Regions from separate parts of the Homo sapiens genome. Here all the other regions are linked to region 1. Evidence: read pairs that join two places in POLR2A ChIA-PET (ENCODE). Cell type or tissue: CD4-positive, alpha-beta T cell. All regions are shown on one strand.

Region 1 (8,000 bases):
CTGAAGCATAATCAGAAACAATGAACTAAAGTAATATGAAAATTGAAAGGTGTCTTTGAGATTGCTTGGTGCAACCCTTTCATTTTAAAGATAAGGCAGCAGAGGCCCAGACAACTTTGAGCTTAATGACATGTTACCTATATTTATCTCAAGTTATCATGCCATGAATAAAAGAGCTACTCAGCCCTCTTTATTAATTTTATTTGATTACTTCATTAGTTAGTATGTTAGTTTTGCTTATTCTTAAAAAAAGTGTAAGTGTAAAAAAGTAGGGGAAAAATCACCCTAAATCTCTCTGCTTAGGTATATTCACTGTTAAAAGGCAGCAGGACCATCACAAAGCTTTGTTGTCAGTCAGTACCAGATAGAACCCCATGAGCTCCACCACTGATTGGCTGTGTGATCATGGTCTAGTTACTTAAACTTTCTGAGCTTCAGTTTCTTTATATGTAAAAGAGAGATGACAATATTCGTCTCATTGTGAAGATTAAAGTATATCACACAGGTAAAGCATTCAGGTCAGTGATTGGCACTGTTGTATTTAATTAATGTTAGCAATTATTAGTATTACAGTTGTGATAATACTCTATAAATTTTTGTATCACGCTTTTTTCACTTATTATATATATTTTCCCAGTTTACCAATGAATCTTTATTAATGTACATTTTTATGTCATGAACATCTTTTTTTTTATTTGATATGGAGCCTCGCTCTGTCGCCCAGGCTGGAGTGCAGTCATACAATCTCAGCTCACTGCAACCTCTGTCTCCTGGGCTCAAGCGATTCCTCTGCCTCAGCCTCCCGAGTAGCTGGGACTACAGACGCCTGCTATCACGCCCGGCTAATTTTTGTATTTTTTGGTAGAGATGGGGTTTCACCATGTTGACCAGGCTGGTCTCCAACTCCTGATCTCAGGTGACCTGCCCTCCTCAGCCTCCCAAAGTGCTGGTATTACAGGCATGAGCCACTGCGCCTGGCCCATGGACATCTTTATAGAGCAAAAAAAGATTATTTTCTACTCTAAACCCAAGGTTACATATACGCTTTCCCCAATAAGCTGAATCAGCAGCTCTCAACAAAGGAAAAAGGAAACAAGGGTTAATTCAGAAGAACTATTTTGAAATAAACAACTGGATTTACAAGGGTGGGCATGAACATGCTTTGATGCATGCATTTAAAGAGTAAAGGATATAGAATAATTGATGGCTATCCTGGCAGATCAAAGCATCTCAAGAGCATTGCAGGCTGTGGAGTTAAACCGTTTGCACTTTTCCTGCATTTAGTGTGTGTATTTTGTGAGCATACTAATAATTTGTCCTTACACAGGACCTTTCATCTAGGGAGGAGCTGAAAGCCCTTTGAAGATGTTAATAAGAAAGAGACCTGCTAATTAAGATTGCTTAAAAATAAAAACTCATCTTCCAGTATGTTTACATGATTGCTGGGAAGGTTCTGACTCAAAGAGATTTGCTATCACAGGTGAGTTGTTTCATATGTTTTCTTTCAAAATCATACTGTTAGATTCCATGTACTGATAAAATGGCTTTCTCTAGACAGTCACACCAGATATAACAATACTAATTCAACAATTTATGGCATACTTGATTTGGAGATCAGACATTTACCCAGAACATTTTGGGACAGAGCAAGGAGCGGTGCCATGTTGAATATTTGTAATGAGTTTTAAGATTATCAGACAAAGCTGTAGACTAAACTCAGTGAAACAAGTTTAGAAGAAGACAAAGCAAGAGCCGAGCACAGTGGCATGTGCCTGTCATCTCACAGGAGGCTGAGGCAGGGATCGCTTGAGCCCAGGAGTTTGAGACTAGCCTGGGCAACATAGTGAGACCTCCATCTCAAAAAAAAGAAAAAAGAAGGACAAATCATTCCCAGATCTTTATGAAATTATTTTTAGAGGAAATTCAAATAGCAAAAACTGTAGAGCTCCTTGCCTCAGTGCATGGTGAACAGGATGACTTTGTTAAGAGTACAAGCTTCCACCTCAACTGCCCCACATCAAACAGACTAAAGCAAATCCCTACAGAGATGAAGTCAATTCAGTGAAATCTTCCCTAATTCCAACTGTCAGAATTGGTAGCACCTAACTTTCTACTCCCTGGGCAGATATGTTATAATTAATCCAACTATTTAGTATGTAAATCATTTTTCTTACATTTTATATATATATATATATATATATATATATATATATATATATTTTTTTTTTTTTTTTTTTTTTTTTTTTTTTTTTTTTTTTTTTTTTGAGACTGGTCTTGCTCTGTCGCCTAGGCTGGAGTGCAGTGGCTCAATCTCGGCTCACTGCAACCTCTGTCTCCTGGGTTCAAGTGATTCTCCTGCCTCAGCCTCCCAAGTAGCTGGGATTACAGGCATGTGTCACAACGCCCAGCTAATTTTTGTATTTTTAGTAGAGACAGGGTTTTGCCATGTTGGCCAGGCTGGTGTCAAACTCCTGATCAAGTGATCTGCCTGCCTTGGCCTCCCAAAGTGCTGGGATTACAGGCGTTAGCCACTGCACCTTGCAATGTCAATTTTTTTTAATAGTTCTCCCATACAAAAGAGTAAACTCCAAGATGGCAGGAAACATATTTTATTCATCCTAATATCCCGTAGAGGGCTTAGCACAATGTCTGATCCTTAACACAACACATCCATTAATAACCACATCTTTTAATTAAGAATTTTATTATAGCATTCTTGTAATAGAAAAAGAAACTGGGACTAGCACAAATGTTCGTCAGTAGGGCACTGGCTTAGTAAAGTTATGGACCATCCATACAATGGAATATTGTGTCACTATAAGAAAGAATGGATCTGATTTGGAAAAGTCGGCTTCATTAAATTGAAATGAAGTTTCATTTCAATTAAATAAAAAACTTACACAAAAGAATATATATCATATATAATATATTATATGATATATATTATATATAATATGATATATATTTTTTATATATATATCTTTTTGGCAAAAACCAAACCAAACCAAATGGGTGATTAATAGATGCATAGAATGAATAGATGGAGAGCCAGACAGATAGACTGATCCATTTTGCAGAAATAATGCATGGGAAAAAGGAAACCCCGAAAAATATAAGCAAATTCTCAACTGTGAGTATTTCTGGTAAGTGGGGCTGAGGAGAGTGGGCTGGTCATGAGAGGACAGTCCTTTGATTTTTACTTTAGCCTCTGTATTGTTGGTTTTAGCAATGAGCAAGTATTACTTTTGGGCATTAAAAGGGGAAATAATGTATTGACTCAAAGTTTGAATTTGTTGAACTTGCTTCAGTTGAGCAGGTGACCTAATATCCCATATTTCTTAGCTTCACAGCCTTTCTCCCTGACAGAGCTTCTGGCACTAAGCTGACAGAGGGGACAAAGTCTTCCTTTTTCAAGAGTAAGCATTTGGCTGGGTTCAGACGGACTCCCTTGGGCATCTCCCTGGGGCACCTCTCCAAGGCCTTGCTTTCTAAACTTGGTTATACTAATGGGCTGGGACAGATTCCCTGGCTGACTCTGGAAGCTGTCAAAATCTCTCTGGTAATTTTCCTAGGCTTTTCTGGTCTTTAATGAGGCATCAACCTTTTTCAGTTGTAAATCAGCTTAGATCAAAATTCAAGCAGGAGACTTTTCTACCCCTCAGACCCTTTCGATGTTTGCTTTCTAACTGCTGAGTTCTTGCTTACTTGAAACTCCTGCTCCCCGGGGATAATCAGAAATAGCTACCTGCACTAACTTCTTAAGTCATCATTCTCCTGTTTTGATCAGCAGGAGGGGTGTAATCTGTTTTCGACAGTTCATGTAGATTGGCTTGCTGCCAGCATGATTCTCTCAACTGAAGGAAAACTCAACAGTCTCTAAAATGGAAGGGCAAGAGGGAATTTGTGTGAATGATGTAAGTTAATCCCATTTCCTGGGATCTGGCCTGGCCCATTTTTAGTGGGGCTGGTTTAGGGTTAGTTTGTGATTACATAAACTCATCAACATTCCGGAAGAGGAAAGAACACCCCCTGGTGGTAAAATTATATCTCTGCACCACATCCCCTAAATTTCAACTCCCAGCCAAGTTACCTACTTACACTTGTACCAGGGTACACAGGAGCATTCTTGGTCACAGAAGTCTGTATAAACTAACTCAGTTTTATTCCTGCATTACATACAGAGAAACAAGCATTAGAATTTCCAATATTCCTATTATGCTTTTTTGTTCAGAATTACTGTGTTATACATTACACATATTAAAATCCTTAGCTTTATCATTTTATTATGGAAAAAAAATCCCCATTACTACACAAACTCTATAGCCCTAATTAGTTTTGTGCATGACATTATTAATGATGTTGTTATTGTTATGCTTATTTCAGGCCCATTTCATTTTTTCAAATGTGTCTGTTCTGTGAAATGCACACAATATAAAATATGTGGCTGGGTGCGGTGGCTCACGCCTGTAATCCCAGCACATTGGGAGGTCGAGGCGGGTGGATCATGAGGTCAGGAGTTCGAGACCAGCCTGGCCAACATGGCGAAGCCCCGTCTCTACTAAAAATATAAAAATTAGCCGGGCATGGTGGAGGGAGCCTGTAATCCCAGCTGCTTGGGAGGCTGAGGCAGGAGAACAGCTTGAACCCAGGAGACGGAGGTTGCAGTGAGCCGACATCGTGCCATTGCACTCCAGCCTGGGTGACAAGAGCAAGACTCAGTCTCAAAAAAAAAAAAAAAAAAGTGATGTATATTTTTGATGCTCCTAATGTACTACTTCGTTCTTCTACATGCTACAATATCCAAAATGTATTCATAGTCATACAGTCCAGTCTTCTTTTTCGTCTATTTGCACACATTCTCAGGGTTGAGTTGATTTCAAAGAACATTATCAAAACAGATGCTCCAGCGCTGTAATTAGCAGGCCTCGTGTGGAATGTTCCGCATAAGTCAGAGTTCCTGTGGATCCTGGACATTTGCCTTCCTGAGGCTCTGCCTTTGACTTTCCTTTTGGAATAATGCCATAAAGGTCACTGTTTCCAGTTCAGAATATTCCCTTTCGTTTCTGTTTGTGAGAACTATGTTTAAGCTTTTTCCCTTCACCAGTTGTCCTAATGGGCCTGGCATTGCTTCTGAAGTGGAGAGAGTTTAATAAACCCAGGACTCCTGCTTAGTCCCTGGGCATTTTTGCCTGCTCCTCGGCTTGTTATAGGAGAGTGGAATGTCCTTGGAGAGGCCGAGGCACTGGAATTTGAAGTGAAAGAAAGTAAAGAGGGCTCTGTTCATGACTTAAAACGTTATTTCCTTCTTGTCAAGATGCTTACTGGCCACCTGGTAGGGTGACCCACCTTTCTGGTTTGCCTGAGGGGTTGCCTAGGACTTTCAGTGTTAAACCCAAGATAGAAGGCCTTGGGAGGATTGCTCAAGGCTAGGTGTTCAAGACCAGCCTGGGCAAAACTTAGCAACACCTTGTCTCTACAAAAAAAAAAAACAAAAAAAAAACAACAACAAAAAAAAAACAAACAAACACAAGAAAATCCCAAGTGAAGCAGACCACGTAAAGCACACCAATGGGGCTCGCACTGTGTGAACCAGTTCCTTGCTCTTCTCATTCTCTTCAGTTAGTTCTTCATCTCTCTACCCATATCTGCCAGGTGCTCTTTCTTTTCTTTTCTTTTCTTTTTTTTTTTTTGAGATGGAGTCTCACTCTGTCACCCAGGCTGGAGTGCAGTGGCATGGTCTCAGCTCACTGCAACATCTGCCTCCCGGGTTCAAGCAATTCTCCTGCCTCAGCCTCCTGAGTAGCTGGGATTACAGGCGCCTGGTACCACGCCCGACTAATTTTTTGTATTTTTAGTAGACATGGGGTTTCACTGTGTTGGCCAGGCTGGTCTTGAACTCCTGACTTCGTGATCCACCTGCCTCGGCCTCCCAAATCGCTGGGATTACAGGCATGAGCCACGGTGCCTAGCCCACGTGCTGTTTCTTATGCCTCCTAACAAAATCCATGATGTTTGAAAATGATTACACATTAGGGATTTACTACATTTCAAAAGTAACAAAGGAAAACTTTTTTTTTTTTAATGGGTGTGTGTGTGTGTGTTTGTGAGTGATGGAATCTCGCTCTGTCACCCAGGCTGGAGTAAAGTGGTGTGATCTTGGCTCACTGCAACCTCTGCCTCTCAGGTTCAAGTGATTCTCGTGTCTCAGCCTCCCGAGTAGCTGGGATTACAGGTGCCCACCACTATGCCTGGCTAATTTTTTGTACTTTTGGTAGAGATGGGGTTTCATCATGTTGGCCAGGCTGGCCTTGAACTCCTGACCTCTTGTGATCCACCCACCTCGGCCTCCCAAAATGCTGGGATTACAGGCCTGAGCATTCGCGCCTGGCCCAACTTCTTCATTTGAGTTTACAAATCACACAAACATGAACTTGACAATGGTGCACCTAAACCACTATACTATAATAACTTGTCATTGTTTGTAGGCGTATGTAGTGAAGGTTGACTATTCCGTGTAAGGTCCAGTGGTAAGGAGAGGAGCTGAGTGGACAAGCAGATAAATGCCACCACACTTGCCAAGTGAGTGCTGTAGGAGGCCCAAGAACAGAGAGATTACTGTGGGCTGGGACAACTGGGAGAGGCTTAATACAGGCAGTGGGATGTGGAGAAGACTGCAGAGGAATCAGAAGAAAGGTGGGCTTCAGTGAGAAGAGACACTATTCCAAGCAGAGGAAACAGCTGCCTGCAGGACCAGGAATGCCTGAATAGAAGCTGCAGTGGCTGGTTTCCCTGAAGCTAAATTTTCAAATGCGTGATCAGTTTGAAGAGGGTGTGTGTAGGACAATTTCTGTATTTCTGTATTGTTGTTTCTGCATTTATTACAGGCAAAAATAAACACAACCTTACCAAACGGGAGCATTTTTTTCTCCTCCTGGCTCTTTGCCACCTTTTGTAGTGTTAGGCCTGGTCTCCCTAAAGAATTATCCGACTGTTTCAGTAAATATTTGGGGTGCAAAGAACTGGAGTATTGTCAAAACTTTTTGTGCCAACCCCGCCCTTCCTTCCATTGAGTCCAGTGCAGGGTGGGGCAGCCCTTGTAGTTCGAGTGAGGAAGCCATCCTTCAGCCCCATGTAAACAAGCGCTGGCATGCTCAGAGCACCAGCCCTGGTACTCATGTCCTCAGCAAATGCGATGCACGTTTCTACGTGAAATGCAATTTTCAATGACTACTGGCTTCCTTACACTTCACATCTCAATAATAGGCCTTCAAAGACCTTATCATAGATTGGACATAGCAAAATATCATAGCACGATTTCACCTAAATAGCCTTTTCCTTACATGAATTCTGCTGTTTCTTAGAGAAAGGAACCTCTTTCAATCCAGTCAAAGACAGGGTGAAGATGTGCCTTGTAAACTAGATACCCACTGTTACAAATGGCACCAAGGAAGAGAGAGTAAAAATAGAAAGTGCCTCTAGGGAGGTTTGAGAGAAGGGACACCAGGAAGGTTCGTATAATTCCACACCAGCTTTTTACCTGAAAATTCCTTCCACATAAAGATGAAGCTTTCAGATACTCTTGGAAGATTATGTCTTGCCTTACACACCAAGAGTCTACATCAATATTTTCTCCTTGGTGAGGAATAGAGGGGCCTCTGGTGCTTAAAGAGAAGAGACCGCAGATATGAGAAAACACTGCCAAAAAAGGAGACTCAGGATCTGAAAACCAAATCTCTTATATCCAAATTTTGCTAAAACTCACCATAGCTTTTATTTGAAATTGTGTGCATCATGGCAGCACTCTGAAAATCTGTCTTTTGTTTTCCTTGTTTTGTATTCGTGGTTCCTTCATACTGTATGGTGTTGACCACCTACTGCTTTCGGTTAGTTATTCAGTTTCCCTCCCCCTCTCTCAAACTCTTTTTTTATAAACTATTTTCATCTACCCTATTTCTGATCCTGAACATCCACCTTGGTTCCTACTGGCCGTGTTTATTTAT
Region 2 (8,000 bases), 140 kb before region 1:
GCCTTAAAAGAATGTTGGTATGTTTTAAATGTGGAAAACCATCTGGCCCAAAAATACTATCCTAGAAGAAGGTGGCATTATGGAAGAAGACATAATCTTGGCTTGAAACATTTGTGGATATATATACACTTCTGTCATATGAAAATCTTAATATGGCCCCCACAGAACATTTTACTTAAAATGAGGCTCTAACTTTGAACAACAAGCCCATCAAGATGAAATAGCCTCAAAGTATAACCCTTACTAGCTGAACTCCATTTCATGGAGTTAATCCATGAAATGTAGCTCATTCATTCAACAAACATTAATTTCCATCTGAATAATGAAGATTGTCTGCCCAAAAAAACCCCCTTTGGTTTTAGTGAAGTAGATACCGTATTTCCTTTTTTTCTAGCTATAGTTACCAGATGTTTATTCCTTCCTTCAGTGTCAAGAAAACCTATTATGTGCCAAATACTGAGGACACAGTATGAGCATTTTGCTAATAGTCTAGAGGAGGACTTCATGAAGACAGGTGATGAAGTATCATGAAAGGTATGAGAAATAGAGAGCTATGGTGGCATCTCTGAGGAAACTTTTAGTCTGAGATCTGAAAGATGAGTAAGAGTTAACTTTTCTTTGTGGAGGGCAGGGGGTAGAGTGGGGACAGAGACAACTGTTTCAGGCAGGGCTGCAAGCTTATATGAGGCCAAAACTAAAAGGCTAGGATGCAAACAGAGAAATGGTGAGAGAAGTCTAGTGAGGGCAGGATTTTAGGGCTTGAAAAAAGGATTTTCTCTTAAGTGCAGCAGGACACCATCACTGAATCTTATATTCAAGGCAACTCACTCAGACCCATGGGGATGAGATCTGAGGAGAAAGTCAGACAACTGGTTGGGAAATATAATACCCAGAATAAAAATGACAGTGGGCAAGACTAGGGTGGTACGGGAAGGAATCATTCATTCATTCAATAAATAAGAGCTGCAACTATGTGTCAGGTGCCCTACTAACGTATTGAGCAGTCTAGTGGTGGAAATCTATTAACCAAACAAGCAACAAGGACAAAATATAAAATATTAATTATATTCAAGTCACAAAAAAGAGACAGATGATGCTATGAGACTGAGAAACAAGAGAAGCCTTTCCTAATGGTTCAGGAAAATCTTCTCTTGAGGAAGGGTCACCTGAACTAAATTCTGAAGGTTGAGTGGAAGCTAACTGAAGGGTGTCGGGTGAGGAGATGGAAATAATCTTCAGGAAGTAAGAATAGCATTTACCAAGAAACAGTAAGTCAGGCAATGTGGTAGGACACTAGGAGCAAAGAGGGGTGTGATTAAGATGAAGCTGGAGAGTGGGTTGGGACTGGACTGTGCAGCATTAAGTATTTTGGTCTTTATCCTAAGAACCAGGGGAAGCCAGGAAAGTGTTTTAAGCTGGGGTGTGACAATGAAACCATCAAGTTCGTGTTTTGGAAAGATTGTTGTGGCTTACGGGTGGGTGTGGGGAAGCAGAGAGAACCACTAGAGCAGAACAGCAGGAAGCTGCTAGGAGGTGGAGGACACAGTGACTGTGAAGACTGTGGGGTTTCTGGCTTGGGTTTCTTAAATATCCTCCATTTGCGACGGGGATAAGACCACACTGTTTGGAAAGAAGAAGGCGTTTGCATCTGCTTAGTCACTAGGGCAAGAACTAGGTCATTTTGTGTCACACATTATTGTATCGCACGTTAAACTGTTGGGGAATGGGACTGAGGAAGGAGGATGGTAGAAGGGCGGGAACATTTACTTTTTACCTTCAAAAACTGTATTATTTGATATTTTTACAATGAAAATATAAACACAAATGCAAGCTTAAAAATCAGATACAGAAGTCCCATCAAATTATTTTAAGTGGGAGGAAGCTAGGATTATCTTGTTTTATACCACTTAGGTCTCAATTTTGACCCCTAAGCCCACTCCCACTCATCCTGCTTCTCAGAACCAATCTGCAATAGGTGGCTGGAAGATTAAAAGTGTGGAATCTACAACCCATACATGTGTGCTATCAGGAAATAATTTATGGCCTCAAAATTCAGTAAATATTTCAAAAAAAATCTTAAATTGTGCTTAATTTTTTCAGTAAGATAAAAGCCTAAAATGATCAATAGAGAGCTGAGACTAAATCATGCTTCTTCCTCAAAAAAGCATTAGCCACAAAGACTCAGAAAGAAGAACGCTAGCAATAACTTTGGACAAGATATTGAACGAACTGATGGCTGTGTAGCTTTGTGGAAATGAAGAAATGTTCTTTTTCTAAATAGATACACATGAAGTCCTTATCTAGGAACCTAAGTCCCAAAGAGTTAAACATGCAAAGATTAGTGTGCAATAGAGTAGGATTTATATAACTCTGGGCAACAAACTCTTTGCTAGGTGGAAGAGAAGATGTCTAGTAAACTACTAAATGTTCACTTAGCAGAATCTTAGAGATTCTGCCCATATTAATTCATAACCACATTCAAACATAGAATCTAGACCTTTTCTATTCAATAATCCATTTGCCTTTTCATTTGCATTATTAATCAGCCTTTAAGTTTTACACTCCTACTTCTATTATTCGAGATAAACAACATTTAGGACACTGTGTACATTTTTTTTTCTTGCTTCTCACTAATATGGGTGTGGAATCTAAAAAGGGATACAGGGAAAGCAGAAGTGAACAATTACACATTACAAAACAAGATCAGTGTTTGCTTGCTAACATATAGCAGTGATAGGTTTCAAAAAAGGCACTGTCAACAACTGTACAGAGCTGTATGAAGCATTTTCATGCCTATTATTTTAATTCTCAGCCACCTCTTAAGCCAGATTCTCCAGATTCTCACTCCTGCATCACAAAAGAGCAATCACGGCCAACAACTTGTCAAGATTTATATAGTCTCATCTTGACTTCTGTACTTTTTTTTTAAACCAATGCAATAGGGGCAGAATGTGTTGCAAAGCAGCAAACTAGAGCTATCTTAGATAAATAAATAAATACACACACACACACATATGATGGGGTGCATTATGGAACTTGCTATGGTTTGAATGTTTGTGTCCCCCCAGAATTCATGTTGAAATCCTTACCCCCAAGGTGACAGTATTAGGAAATGGGGCCTTTGAGAGGTGTTAGGTCATGAGAGTGGAACCCCCATGAATGGAACTAGTGTCCTTGTAAGAGGAACCCAGAGTCATCTGTGATATAAGGTCACAGAGAGAAGAGAGCTTTCTGTGAGGAAGGAGGACCTCATCAGACACTGAATCTGCAGGTGACTTGATCTTGAACTTTCCAGCTTCTGGAACTGTGAGAAACAAGCTTCTGTTGTTTAAAGCCACTCAGTCTATGGTATTTTGTTATAGTAGCCCGAATGGACTAAGACAGAACTCAAGAAGAGGGAAGGATAGCTGAGTCTCCCTGGAACCCACTGGGAGACCTGGCAGTCCTCTCTGCATGTCTGATTCTCTGTCATCTTCTCATCCACATCCCTCACCCTCTGGTTTTTCCATGCCACACCAAGACCACAGTTTCCAGCATGGCACAAGGGTTCAAAGGGCACATTATTCATTCAGCCCTAGAATGAATAATGAGCCTGAAATCTCAGTTGGAGTTCCAAAATTCCTGGGACATGACTAAGCTTAGGTGAGAGGGGTACTCTCTACTCAATTGACTCTAAAGGAAATTATCAGAATAGTACTGGAAATGAAGTAAAATCATGGGTACCATGTTAGACCAATCTGGCCAAATCAATGATTGCAAATGTTGTGAAGAATTATCAAATGTTTTACTAAGATGATTATACAAAAACCTTTAAAAATTCAAATGAAAGAATTACATTTAGTAAAGTGTAAGTTTGGGTCCCTGGGAGTCTGGAGGTTGCCTGCCATACTGGACTGTGATGAAAGCATATTCCTACTGCATGAAGCCAGTGAGATGTTGGGATTATTATTGCAGTTCAGCTACCCTGATACTGCATTACTACTATAATCAACAGGAAAACAAACTAATAAGCTCCTTCCAAAATGCAAAACTTCAATAGTGGCCCATGGTCTACAGAATGAAGTCCTCAAGATGACATACATGGTCTTCTTCCATGACCTAATCCCATGCACTTCACATTCTGAAAGTCTCATTGACTCTCCTAAATGTTTTCCAAAGAACCTAGACCTGTTTTTCTCCCTCACACTACTGATCCCAATGTATTGTAATGAGTTGTTTGCTGTCCCTCTCTTTTCCTAGATTGTGAGTCTCCACGACGGCAGTGGCTTTTTTTCTTCTTTGCAGATATATCTTCAACACAATATCATATGTTGGGCATATAAAAGATGCTGAATGAATAATGTGCTCCTAAATGTTCACAGCTCCCTGAAAATTCATGTAATTTTAGAGCCTGGAAAGTAGGAAAAACCAATTCTCATTTTATTGAAACATATTGTCTTCTAAAATTGTTAATTCCTGAATACCCAACTCACTGACTTAAAGTTCTGACAATATTACTGAAATGAAATGAAAAGCCATGAGTAAATAATATCCTTTTGAATTAGAATTGGTTTCTAGACTAAATCCTTTAAGAGTTGGAAGCTTTAAAAACTCTGACCTCCTAAAGTCAGAATTGAAATTTTTTGTCTTAGGAACTTGAGGTGAAATGAATCATAGGTATTTTATTAAATGGGGGTGGATTCTGAATTATTTCAGAGAGGAAGCAACCTTAGAAACATAAAAATCATCATTATTAACTCAAAATGTTCCACTTGTGAGGCGGGCATTCTCAGAGAAGCACAGTTATTTTACGTTCCTTGGAAACTTTAGGCTTTGATTGCCTTTCCATCAAAAATAAAAGCATTTTATATTAAACAACATCATTCAAGGTTGAGGCTTAAATGTTACTTTAATAGTATCCACAAAGAATCTGGTTTAGTTATTAAAATGACTTATTTTTATTTAAAGAAAAAATCTGTGATTTTACTCATTGTATATATAGAAGTGAATTTTTAAAAAATAGTTTCTTCTTTTATGTGGATTCTCTTAAGATTTGAAGAACCAAACTATTCTTTGGTTTTATTATACGGGAAAAACAACACGCAGTCTAGTTAAACAACTTTGTGATATTTATATTCCATTGCACAGATATGGGTTATACAAATTAGTAACACAAGTTATTTCTTAAATTCCAAACATTTTCTAAAATATTATTACAGCAGATGCCTAGGATATTAAAACATAAAGGTGGAAATCATTCTCTAAATAGTTAAATATATTTGACACTGAAAATACTGCACATTTTAATTAGAGGAAAATTAAAATGTGTGCTCAAATGCACTAACAAACTAGGTAGCAGGGCAACTAACAACTACAAATAAGTCACTGTGGTCCATTTTTACGTATGCATATATATGATTATTCTCTAGATAATCCGTCTTCTTGAAAATGCTAATAAAACATAAAAATCCAGATAAATGATTTAAAGAAATTGTAATTCTTCCTACTACCTAAGGTGACATGTACTATTATCTATGACTTCATACAGTTACTAATTCAAATATAAAAGACACCACACTTCGAAAGAAAAAAATTTTAAGGTAATGGTTTTAATTGAATTAATGAGATGAAAAGATAGTAAAGCCCTGTTTGCTACTTACATGAAAGAAGACTTTAAAAAATAATCACTGCACAAAATGTAAAGGGTGGGGTTATGCTGTGATATTAATTTTCCTCAATAATGTTTTTCTTGACTGTTCAAGAACAAATTAAAGTTTCCACGGCAAATTTGTTTTCAAAATGCCGAATTGCGAAACAATTGCTGGCTTCACGTTTCTGAATACCTGTTGGAGAGGGAAAAAAGTTTTTTAAAATTTTGATTCTTTAATAATAAATATTCACATCATTTTTATAGTTATTATTTAGACATATAGAAGTATTTCACTCTATATTCCACAAAAACTTCTACAGTTTGAATGTTTACACTGAAGAAAAGTAATTTTTCTCCCTTTTCTGAACCAAGTATTAATATCTTGACAGATCACAGCAACATTAATAATGCTATCCAGACTGCTTACAAATTCATGAACTTGAAGGTATTGAAAATGTTCTGTATCTTGACTATGGTGGTGCTTGCAAGACCTTGTGTATCTTTGTGGAAACTCAGAGTTGCACACTAAAAAGGGTAAATTTCATGGCACGTGTAAGGCTGACTTTAAAAAAAATTATGAACCAAGAGAATTTTAAAATGTAAGAAATCAACACAGCAATAAAAAAGAAATCATGTCCTTTGCAGCAGTATGGATACAGCTGGAGGCCATTATCATAAATGAATTAACACAGAAACAGAAAACCAAATACCTACCTTACAATGCTCTCACTTATAAATAGGAGCTAAACACTGGGAACTCACTGACATAAAGATGGGAATGATACATACTGAGGACTATAAGGAAGGGAGGGAGGGAGGGAGGAGGTAAGGGTTGAAAAACTACCTATTGGGGAACGCTTTTACACTGTTGGTGGGAGTGTAAATTAGTTCAACCATTGTGGAAGAGAGTGTGGCAATTCCTCAAGGATCTAGAACCAGAAATACCATTTGACCCAGCAATCCCATTACTGGGCATATACACAAAGGATTATAAATCATGCTGCTATAAAGACACATGCACATGTACGTTTACTGTGGCACTACTCACAATAGCAAACTTGGAACCAACCCAAATGTCCATCAAAGATAGACTGGATTAAGAAAATGTGGCACATATGCACCATGGAATTTTATGCAGCCATAAAAAAGGATGAGTTCATGTCCTTTGCAGGGACGTGGATGAAGCTGGAAACCATCATTCTCAGCAAACTATCACAAGATCAGAAAACCAAACACTGCATCTTCTCACTCATAAGTGGGAGGTGAACAATAAGAACACATGGACACAGAGAGGGGAACATCACACACTGGGGCCTGTCGGGAGGTGGGGGCCTAGGGGAGGGATAACATTAGGAGAAATACCTAATTTGGTGACAGGTTGATGGGTGCAGCAAACCACCATGGCACCTGTATACCTATGTAACAAACCTGCATATTGTACACATGTAACTCAGAACTTAAAGTATAATAAAAAAAAGAAAAGAAAAGAAAAACTACCTATTGGGTACTTTGCTCACTACCTGAGTGATGGGATCATCTGTACCCCAAACCTCACATCAGATAATATACCCTTTGTAACAAACCTGCACATGTACCCCTGAATCTAAAATAAAAGTTGGAAAAAAAAAAAAAAAAGAAATCAAGCTGGTTTCAGATGACTCAACCGCCGGAGATGAGAGAACAGTATTATTTAAAATGCTAGCAAAAAGCCAGGAAAGCACTTTTACTGGGTGACACAATTCCAAAGAAATCACACCACAGTGTATCTGAATGGCACTTCTTACTTTCCACAGCTGCCACATGTACTTTCTTTTTATTTTCACAATGCTCTTAAAAGGAAATGGGGAGATACTGTAATTCTTATATTTCAGGTGAGAAAATAAAAGTTAAATGATTTGGCAAAGCTACAACATTAGTTGTATCAATGCTCTTAGTTCTTCACCCAAATTCCTTTCCAACTACCCTGACAGTGATTATTCCCAATATGATCCAAAAGGCAAACAGCCTGCTTAGAATCCAGATCCCTGAAAACACAGCTGAAGAGCTGGTCCCAAGACACCCTCTGGATAATAAAAACCCTTTCAGTATGGCTCAACCAAAGTGGTAGGATGGGAAGTTGGACAGGGTGACTAACTAGATGGAAAATGAGGTACCATCATCTCAAGGCAATGACATTTCACATTGACCTTTTCTCTCCACCTGAAAAGAGTGGACTTACTAAATGGAATTAAGATAATTCTATAGAAACCTGGAAATATTATATAACGACACAATATTACCTCACTCATGGCAGGTATATTGGTAACAATGACTAGGCTTCACCTAAATCTAGTTTAATGCAATGAACTTTTCTGCCCAACACTTTAATATT
Region 3 (8,000 bases), 60 kb before region 1:
TGAAAGATGCATATGATATTATATATTTTATAGCCATTCAAATGCTTATGAATAATTTTTAATGATGTAGGGGAAATGTGACATAATGATAAGTGGTACACTATTATTTCCTCTGTGTTAAAATATGTATGTGTATAGAAAAAGACTGGGAAGTGTCAGAATGTAAAGTAGTTACATCTAAGTGGCAAGATCTGATGATTGTGTTTTCCTTCTTTATACTGCTATTTTTCACAATGTATGATCACTATTTTAAAAATCTGAATCTGAAGTTATTTTTTGACAAAGGAAGAAAATGTCCTTTGATTATTTTTGGTAATCATTAAATCCCTGTACTCCAGAGAAATGGGCCAAAACATTCAGCTAAGTTCAGCTATTCATTCAACAACATTCAATAAACATCTACTGTGTACTAGGCTCCACAAAATGTACTGGGAATTCAAGGGTAAAGAAGACGCCCAGACTCGTGCTGGCCCTCAGTGAGCTTAGTCTAGGGGAGTGCGCAGTAGATTAGTTTGCTAGGGGTGCCATAACAAAGTACTCCAGACTGAATAGCTTCAATCAACAGAAATTAATTTTCTCACAATTCCAGAGACTAGAAGTCCAAGGTGTTGGCAGGGTTGGTTTCTTCTGAGACCCGTCTCCTTGGCTGGTAAATGGCTGTCTTCTGGCTGTGTCTTTATATCACCTTCCCTCTCTGTGTGTCTGTGTCTAAATTTCCTCCTCTTATCAGGACACCAGTTATATTGGATTAGGGCCCCACCCTAATGATCTCATTTTAACTTAATTACCTCTGTAAAGACCCTATCTCTAAATATAGTCACAATCAAAGGGAGTTAGGACTTCAACATATAAGTTTTGGGGGGAACAACTCAACCCATAATATCTAGCAATTAAATAATTGCATCAGGCCGGGCTCCGGTGGCTGACACCTGTAATCCCAGCACTTTGGGAGGCCGAGGCGGGTGGATCACCTGAGGTTGGGAGCTCGAGACAAGCCTGACCAGCATGTAGAAACCCCATCTCTACTAAAAATACAAAATTAGCCAGGCGTGGTGGTGGGCACCCATAATCCCAGCTACTTGGGAGGCTGAGGCAGGAGAATCGCTTGAATCCAGGAGGCAGAGGTTACAGTGAGCCAAGATTGCACCATTGCACTCCAGCCTGGGCAACAAGAGCGAAACTCCATCTTAAAAAAAAAGAAAGAAAAGAAAAATTGCCTCAGAAAGAAGGGCTGGAAAAGCTGAGATTAAGACTAAATAGTATCCTTACACTCCTAGCACTACTGGTAATTTCTGCGGAATGGTGTGATTACTATTACTTCAGCATTTGCTTTTAGTCTTCTTCAGTGCATGGTTTGTAGCTTCTTTATTTAACAGCTTAGGAGTAATAAAACAAATTTCCATCTAGTTACAATAAAATGCAGCTGACATTTTAAATGTATCTTCTCTTCAGAGAGTCAGAGAATGAATATTTATTATTTGATGACTGATATTACAAAGTCATTATCTTATCTTTCAGAGTTCAGATTGGGGTGTGAATCAATACTTGCTAAGTGCCCAGATGAGTATATGGCATGACTTCCAAGAAGGGCTTGGCTGGTTCTAAGTCCCTAAAGCTGTTAACAGAGTTCTGGAGAATGAACTCTGCCCTGTCTAATAACTTCTCTGTGATTCGTTTTCAATACTTTTCAAAATTCAGAAGAATAGTTTTTTATGGAACCATGTATAAAATCTAACTAAATTCACAATCTACTTCCTATACACCTGTCATTTGGCATCAAATTCTTTATGGCATGTGGCAGACTACAAGTAAATTCATTAAAAATAAAACAGATTCTTTAGGCTGCATAGATCACAGTTGGAAAATACTTGTTATATTACATTCATATATACAAGTAATTGCCCGTCCATTTCAAGAGACAGAATTTTGCATAATCACTTCAGAAGCAGTAAAAAGATGGGGTAGTCTGGTGGTGAAGGGTCTGGGCTCCTGGGAGCAGCTCTACCACTCCCCACCTCCAGGAGGATGGTGAAAATGAAATAAGCAAACCCTCCTTTACAATAGAGCTCCCCGAGGAGCCCTTTACAATAGTTCCTGGGGCACAGTGACATGTGCAATATTCAAGAACATGTGCAATATTCAATTATTATACATTGCAGAGTTGATTTCCTGTCTTTGATGCATTCTTTCTCTCTTGCCTTTTTCCCACACTGTGTCCAGACTTAGCTCAGTTACCCAAGGGCTAGTTCAGAATCAACAGTGAATGCTCTATGACAACTTTGAGCCCTCTTGTTGATGACATTTTAATAAGGTAAACACCTGACCCCTTCACTCTTTGAAGTTCACCTTTTGGCTTGTTGGATACACACAGTTGCAGTGATTCCCTTTCTATGGCTGGCAAAATTAAAATTTGTAGAAGTTTGGAAGTATGTATTTTGGAGTTCTTTCATTAATGTGTAAGCACTTCTCATTCTCCTGAATTTCTCCAGGTCATCTGTGAATTCTTCCCTATAGCACAGTCCCACTTGCTGCTTGCTTCCTCTTAAAGTCATTGTGCTGGGGTTATAGGGCTTCATTTTTTCCAATCTCTATGGCTCCGTGGTTGCTCTTCCTAGTTCCAATGCCCTGTTCCTCTTCACCAGCAGTACTCCTCCTTTATTTCAAAATTGGACCCCAGTCCCCTAGGATCTTGCTGTTTTTATTCCTTTGCCTTGATGGTACTCATCTTCTGCATTATTTTAATTTGCCCTTATGAATTATTGCTTGAAAAATATGTTTCTTATTTGTGCCTTTTGTCTTATTTGTGCCTGTTAGATTGTATGCTCCTTGGCAATACAGCACAAGTCCTTGAACTATTTTGTACATGATCCTACTATTTGAGGATATACACTAAATATCACTTATTGCTTACACTGGCCTTTTTATTGCTTTTTCTCCCAGTTACTCTCCTCTACCTTTTAATCTGGCTTTTCTAGCTGGTATCCTTTTGTTAACATAGACCATCTAGAATGTTTTCTATCCTCTTTTATCTTGTATCCTCAAATATCTTCTGACACTTATTTTAGTTTTCTTTGTTGCCCAATCTATTTACATGTTATACCAGTTAAATTAAAGAGAAAAATGTTTCCCACAGCATACAAAGGGAAAAAAATAGGTGAAGTGCCCCACTGAGCGAAACTGTGAGCCCTTCCTCTTTGTGGTCCCCCTCCCCCAGTATTCTTTAATCACACCATCTCGTGTTATCTTTCACTTATTTTTCTCTTTTTATTGGATTGTAAGACTATGTCTTATTAGTTTTATGAATCTCTAGCACTTGGCCCATTGCCTGGAACATAGTAAGTGTTTAACAAACTTTTTGTTGAAGAAATGAAAGATTTAGTAAAGAGATTCACCCATGAAAATGTGGTAGTTATAATAGGCTCCTTTGTTTTCTAAGAATCTGGCTTGAGACTAATGTTGTAAAGGGTAAGCACTGGATCATACCACTACGTTAATACCCCTGCTCTTCCACTTGCTGGTTAGCAACAGAGGGTAAATTACCTCTCTGAGACTAGACACATCATATACAAACTTTCATAGGGTTGCTTTGAGAATTTTACTATTTAGATCAGTACTCAGTATATAGCAAGCACTTAAGAAACTTAGCTACAGCTATTATTAAAAATGACATTGGCCGGGCACAATGGCTCATGCTGTAATCCCAGCACTTTGGGAGGCCGAGGCAGGTGGATCGCTTGAGCCCAGGAGTTCAAGACCAGCCTGGGCAACATGGCAAAACCCCATCTCTACAAAAAATGCAAAAACTAGCCAGATGTTGTGCCATATACCTGCAGTCCTGGCTACTGGGGAGGCTTAGGTGTGAGGATTGCTTGAGCCTGGGAAGTTGAGGCTGCAGTGAGCCATGATCATGCCACTACACTCCAGCTTGGGTGACAGAGCGAGACCTTGTCTCAAAATAAATAAATAAATAAATAAATAAATAAATAAATAAATAAAGATATTAATATATCAATACTTACTTATTCAAGGAGACCAGGCAAATAACTGTCACATCATTAACACCACTTGCATTTACTGAGTGCCCAATTATCCAAAGACCATGGAAAATTCACCATCAGCATTAGACCTAGGTGTGGTGACAGGAAGAGAGAGTTTTTATCCATGTGGATAACCAGCAATGTCAACATTTAGAATTATTTGCATTAATTAGACTTTTCATTTTTAAAAAATTGTGGTAAAATATGCATAACATGGAGTTTGTCATTTAACCATTTTTAAGTATACAGTTCAATGGCATTAAGTACGTTTGCATTGTTGTGCAACCAACACCACTATACATTTCTAGAACTCTTTTCTTCCTGCAAAACTGAAACTCTGTACCTATTAAATAACAATTCCCCATCCCCCCTTCACCCAGCAGCCCCTGGAAACCACATCCTACTTGCTCTGTGAGTTTGACTACTCTAGGTAGCTCCTGTAGCTGAAATCATATAGTATTTGTCCTTTTGTGTCTGGCTTATTTCACCTAGTGTAATGTCTGCAAGGTTCATCTATGTTTGTAGCATGTGACAGAATTTTCTTCCTTTTTAAGGCTGAATTAAGTTTTAAATTTTAGTGGTTGTAAAATATTCCCTTTCTTTTGGTTTTTGTTTGTTTTTTGTTTTTGAGACGGAGTCTCACTCTGTCGCCCAGACTGGAGTGCAGTGGCACCATCTCAGCTCACTGCAAACTTTGCCTCCCGGTTTCAAGTGATTCTCCCTGCCTCGGCTTCCCGAGTAGCTGGGAATCTCCCTGCCTCAGCCTCCCAAGTAGCTGGGATTACAGACACCTGTCAGCACACCTGGCTAATTTATATATATATATTTTTTTAGTGGAGACGGGGTTTCACCATGTTGGCTAGGCTGGTCTTGAACTCCTGACCTCAGGTGATCCACTCTACTCGGCCTCCCGAAGTGCTGGGATTATAGGCCTGAGCCACTGCACCTGGCCCAGTTTATATTGTTGTGTGTTTAGGTGGTTCCCCATTTTTAGCAACCGCAGCTAATGAAAATCGGGCTCTTTCAGTGTAAGTATTTCTTTTTTTTTTTTTTTTTTTTTTTTTTGAGATGGAGTCTCTCGCTCTGTCACCCAGGCTAGAGTGCTGGACTGTAGTGGCACAATCTCGGCTCACTGAAAGCTCCGCCTCCTGGGTTCACGCCGTTCTCCTGCCTCAGCCTCCCGAGTAGCTGGGACTACAGGCACCCGCCACCATGCCCAGCTAATTTTTGTATTTTTAGCAGATACGGGTTTTCACCATGTTAGCCAGGATGGTCTTGATCTCCTGACCTCATGATCTGCCTGCCTCGGCCTCCCAAAGTGCTGGGATTACAGGCGTGAGCCACCGCGCCCGGCCCATCAGTGTAAGTATTTTGAGGCCTCAAATAATAATGGAAGATTGAAAGAGAAAAGACAAGTCTGGTGCCCAGAAAATCTCATTAAAAGCACATCTTTTTGCTTTTATCAGAAACATTTATCCTGTATTTTAAGATGCATTTAATTAAGATTTTGTTTAAGACATAAGGAAAAAGGTTTGCTCAAATGTGTAGCTTTGTTGTTGTTCATCCACAGTGATTACCACATCATCTTGGTCAGTGTATTCACTGACCATAAAAGCAGAAAACTGTGCATTTCCTTGATAATATTAGTAATGAGTTGGCAAGTGATCTCTGAGCCCTGGGATGGGGTGAAAGATGAAATGGAAGATGTTCTAACCTGCCAAGACTTGAGTTAAAGCCTTTTAAACTGTTTCTTTTCCAATAATTGCTAAGATTATTAAATTGCAAAACTGGATAAGGAAGCTTGTGGCATGTATTTTGTTTCAGACAGTAAGCTACTAAAGAGCAAAACAGTGAAACATCAGAGAAGCAAAGAACAAAATTACATATAACAATCTTGATAATTTAAAATGTATTTTTCAATATAGATGAGAACTCTGATAACAAGCTAAAAACTTCGTGGGTATAGACGTTCCCCTTTTCTTCAAGGGAAGGAAATTTTAAATTGGACTTATTTTATTATCCCAGGTGGAAGAAACATTTTTGCATTCATTATTTATACCCTGCCTAGTACAAAAATTATTTGAGGCAATTTGAGAGACTGTTAAAGAATGCAATTGAAGAAATCTGAGTAGAATTTCCCCAGCTTGTCTTGTATAGTTCAGGCACTGACCTTTTATCTGAAAATACTAACAGAAACCTTAAAAAAGAACATAAACTTTGATGACTGGAGGGAAATAGTTTAGCAGCTTCTTGCATGGCAGTGGCTAGGTCTTGTCTACCGAGGGCTGGTCAGTTCCGTTTTCTCTTGTAATTAGGAGTTTCTTGGCCTGTAAATAAAGTAACCATATGTTCTAGATTTTCTGGGGCAGCCCCAATTAAAAATATTCTTTCCTGTTGTTAGACCATGTGTCAGACCATATGTACTGATATTTTTATGAAAAATGTGGTCAGCTTACTCAAAATTGTCAGTATTTCCCTAACGGGCCTTTTCTTCAAGGTACCCAGACACCTCTGTGTGGGTTGGGGTTCACGTCCCACCCATTCTGTGAGAATCAGCTGATGTCTTTGCATTTTTGTAAAGCCTGACCTGCTTTCTTCCACAAACCTTCCTTCTCCCATCTCCCACTCCACCTATGGAGTGCCGCACTCTGCCTAGCATTTCATTATACACCATCTTTTATTGTTATGTGTGGTTAATTTCATCTCCTCAACAATATTGCAGTCTGGAGGAAAGGAATATCACCTAAGTTTCTCCCACAACTTCCATGGGGCCTCACTGGGGGCTAGGCATATGGCAGTTCCTGTTTTAAAATCAAAAAATAAAAAGATTGATTAATTTGTTTGTGTCATTCAGGGCAGGGACCCTTTTAGTCTCTATCACAACCCTGCATTGAACTTGTAAATATTTTACTATTGGTTAAAACCCTTACCACAGCACCAGATTTCTATTCTAATTCTAAGCATTTGATTTTATAAACACACACACACACACACACACACACACACACACACACACACACACGGACTTCAGAAAGTTCATGGAAAAATTGAATTAAAATACATAAATAAAAAATGCAAACTTTATTTCTCAACATAAGTGCCATCAAGGTCAACATGTTTTTGTAAGTGATGATACCAGCCACTTAGTCCATTCCTAAAGAACTGAGGGTCCTGGGAATTTACCCATATCAATGCAATCCTTTTTATATTATTAACTGAAGAAAAATGGGTACCCTTTATAGATTTTTAAGATTAGAAACCAAAAAGAAGTCAGAAGGAGCCAAATCAGGACTGTAAGGTAGATGCCTAATAATTTTACCTCAAAACTCTCCCAAAATTGCCCTCATTTGACATGGGCAGGAGTGTTGTCAGAGTGGAGAAGGACTCTCTGGTGAAGCCCTCCCAGGCATTTTCTGTTAAAGCTTTGGCTGACTTTCTCAAAATGTAATCATAATAAGCAGAAGTTATCAGTCTCTGGTCCTCAAGAAAGTCTCCAGAAAGTTTTTTGGGATGCTTAAGCAAAATGCCTTGAGCATCCCAAAAAACTGTTGCCATGACTTTTAATCTTAACCAACCCACTTTTGCTTTGACTGCACCACTTCCACCTCTTGGTAACCATTTCTTTGATTGTGCATTGTCTTCAGAATTACACTGATAAAGCCATGTTTCATCTCTTGTTACAGTTCTTCAAAGAAATGCTTCAGGATCTTGATCCTACTTGTGTAAAATTTCCATTGTCTGCAGCTGATCTGGCCTCAACAGTTTTGGCATCCATCAAATGGAAAGTTTGCTCAACTTTAATTTTTCAGTCATAACTGTGTAAGCTGAACCAAGTGAGATGCCTATTGTGTTGGCTTCTGTTTGTGCTGTTACACCAGTCCTCTTCATTTGGGGCATGGACAAGATGAGTTTTTTCCTCACAGATTGATGTGGATGGTCTGCCATGGTGAGCTTTATCTTAAA

Evidence for each region. Peaks named below come from ENCODE experiments on the same cell type or tissue, not always from the same donor. Only the 100,000 strongest peaks of a DNase experiment are listed, where the experiment ranks them.
Region 2: POLR2A ChIA-PET joins it to region 1 with 12 read pairs; 7 of 35 experiments call an interaction of 5 or more read pairs at or near these places.
Region 3: POLR2A ChIA-PET joins it to region 1 with 18 read pairs; 4 of 35 experiments call an interaction of 5 or more read pairs at or near these places.

The regions. Positions count from the first base shown.
Region 1 is chr13:48,123,102-48,131,101 of GRCh38, reverse strand. LOC105370198 (a long non-coding RNA gene) reads left to right here. Exons shown (of 6, transcript XR_007063792.1): 5 at 1,328-1,480. Among named protein-coding and RNA genes, the nearest start is that of MED4, 32 kb to the right of the region's middle. In CD4-positive, alpha-beta T cell, CTCF peaks have their summits at 3,827 and 4,028 (motif pointing left); a DNase peak (open chromatin) is centred at 4,021; H3K27ac peaks cover 674 bases.
Region 2 is chr13:48,258,961-48,266,960 of GRCh38, reverse strand. It overlaps ITM2B (integral membrane protein 2B), which reads right to left. Exons shown (of 6, transcript NM_021999.5): 6 at 1-5,822. The coding sequence ends at 5,737. Among named protein-coding and RNA genes, the nearest start is that of ITM2B, 30 kb to the right of the region's middle. In CD4-positive, alpha-beta T cell, no CTCF peak of the experiment used is centred here; no DNase peak of the experiment used is centred here; H3K27ac peaks cover 956 bases.
Region 3 is chr13:48,182,897-48,190,896 of GRCh38, reverse strand. It overlaps LOC105370198 (a long non-coding RNA gene), which reads left to right. Exons shown (of 6, transcript XR_007063792.1): 2 at 7,721-8,000. Among named protein-coding and RNA genes, the nearest start is that of ITM2B, 46 kb to the left of the region's middle. RefSeq lists an enhancer at 4,282-4,511. In CD4-positive, alpha-beta T cell, no CTCF peak of the experiment used is centred here; DNase peaks (open chromatin) are centred at 4,416 and 5,006; H3K4me3 peaks cover 799 bases; H3K27ac peaks cover 2,434 bases.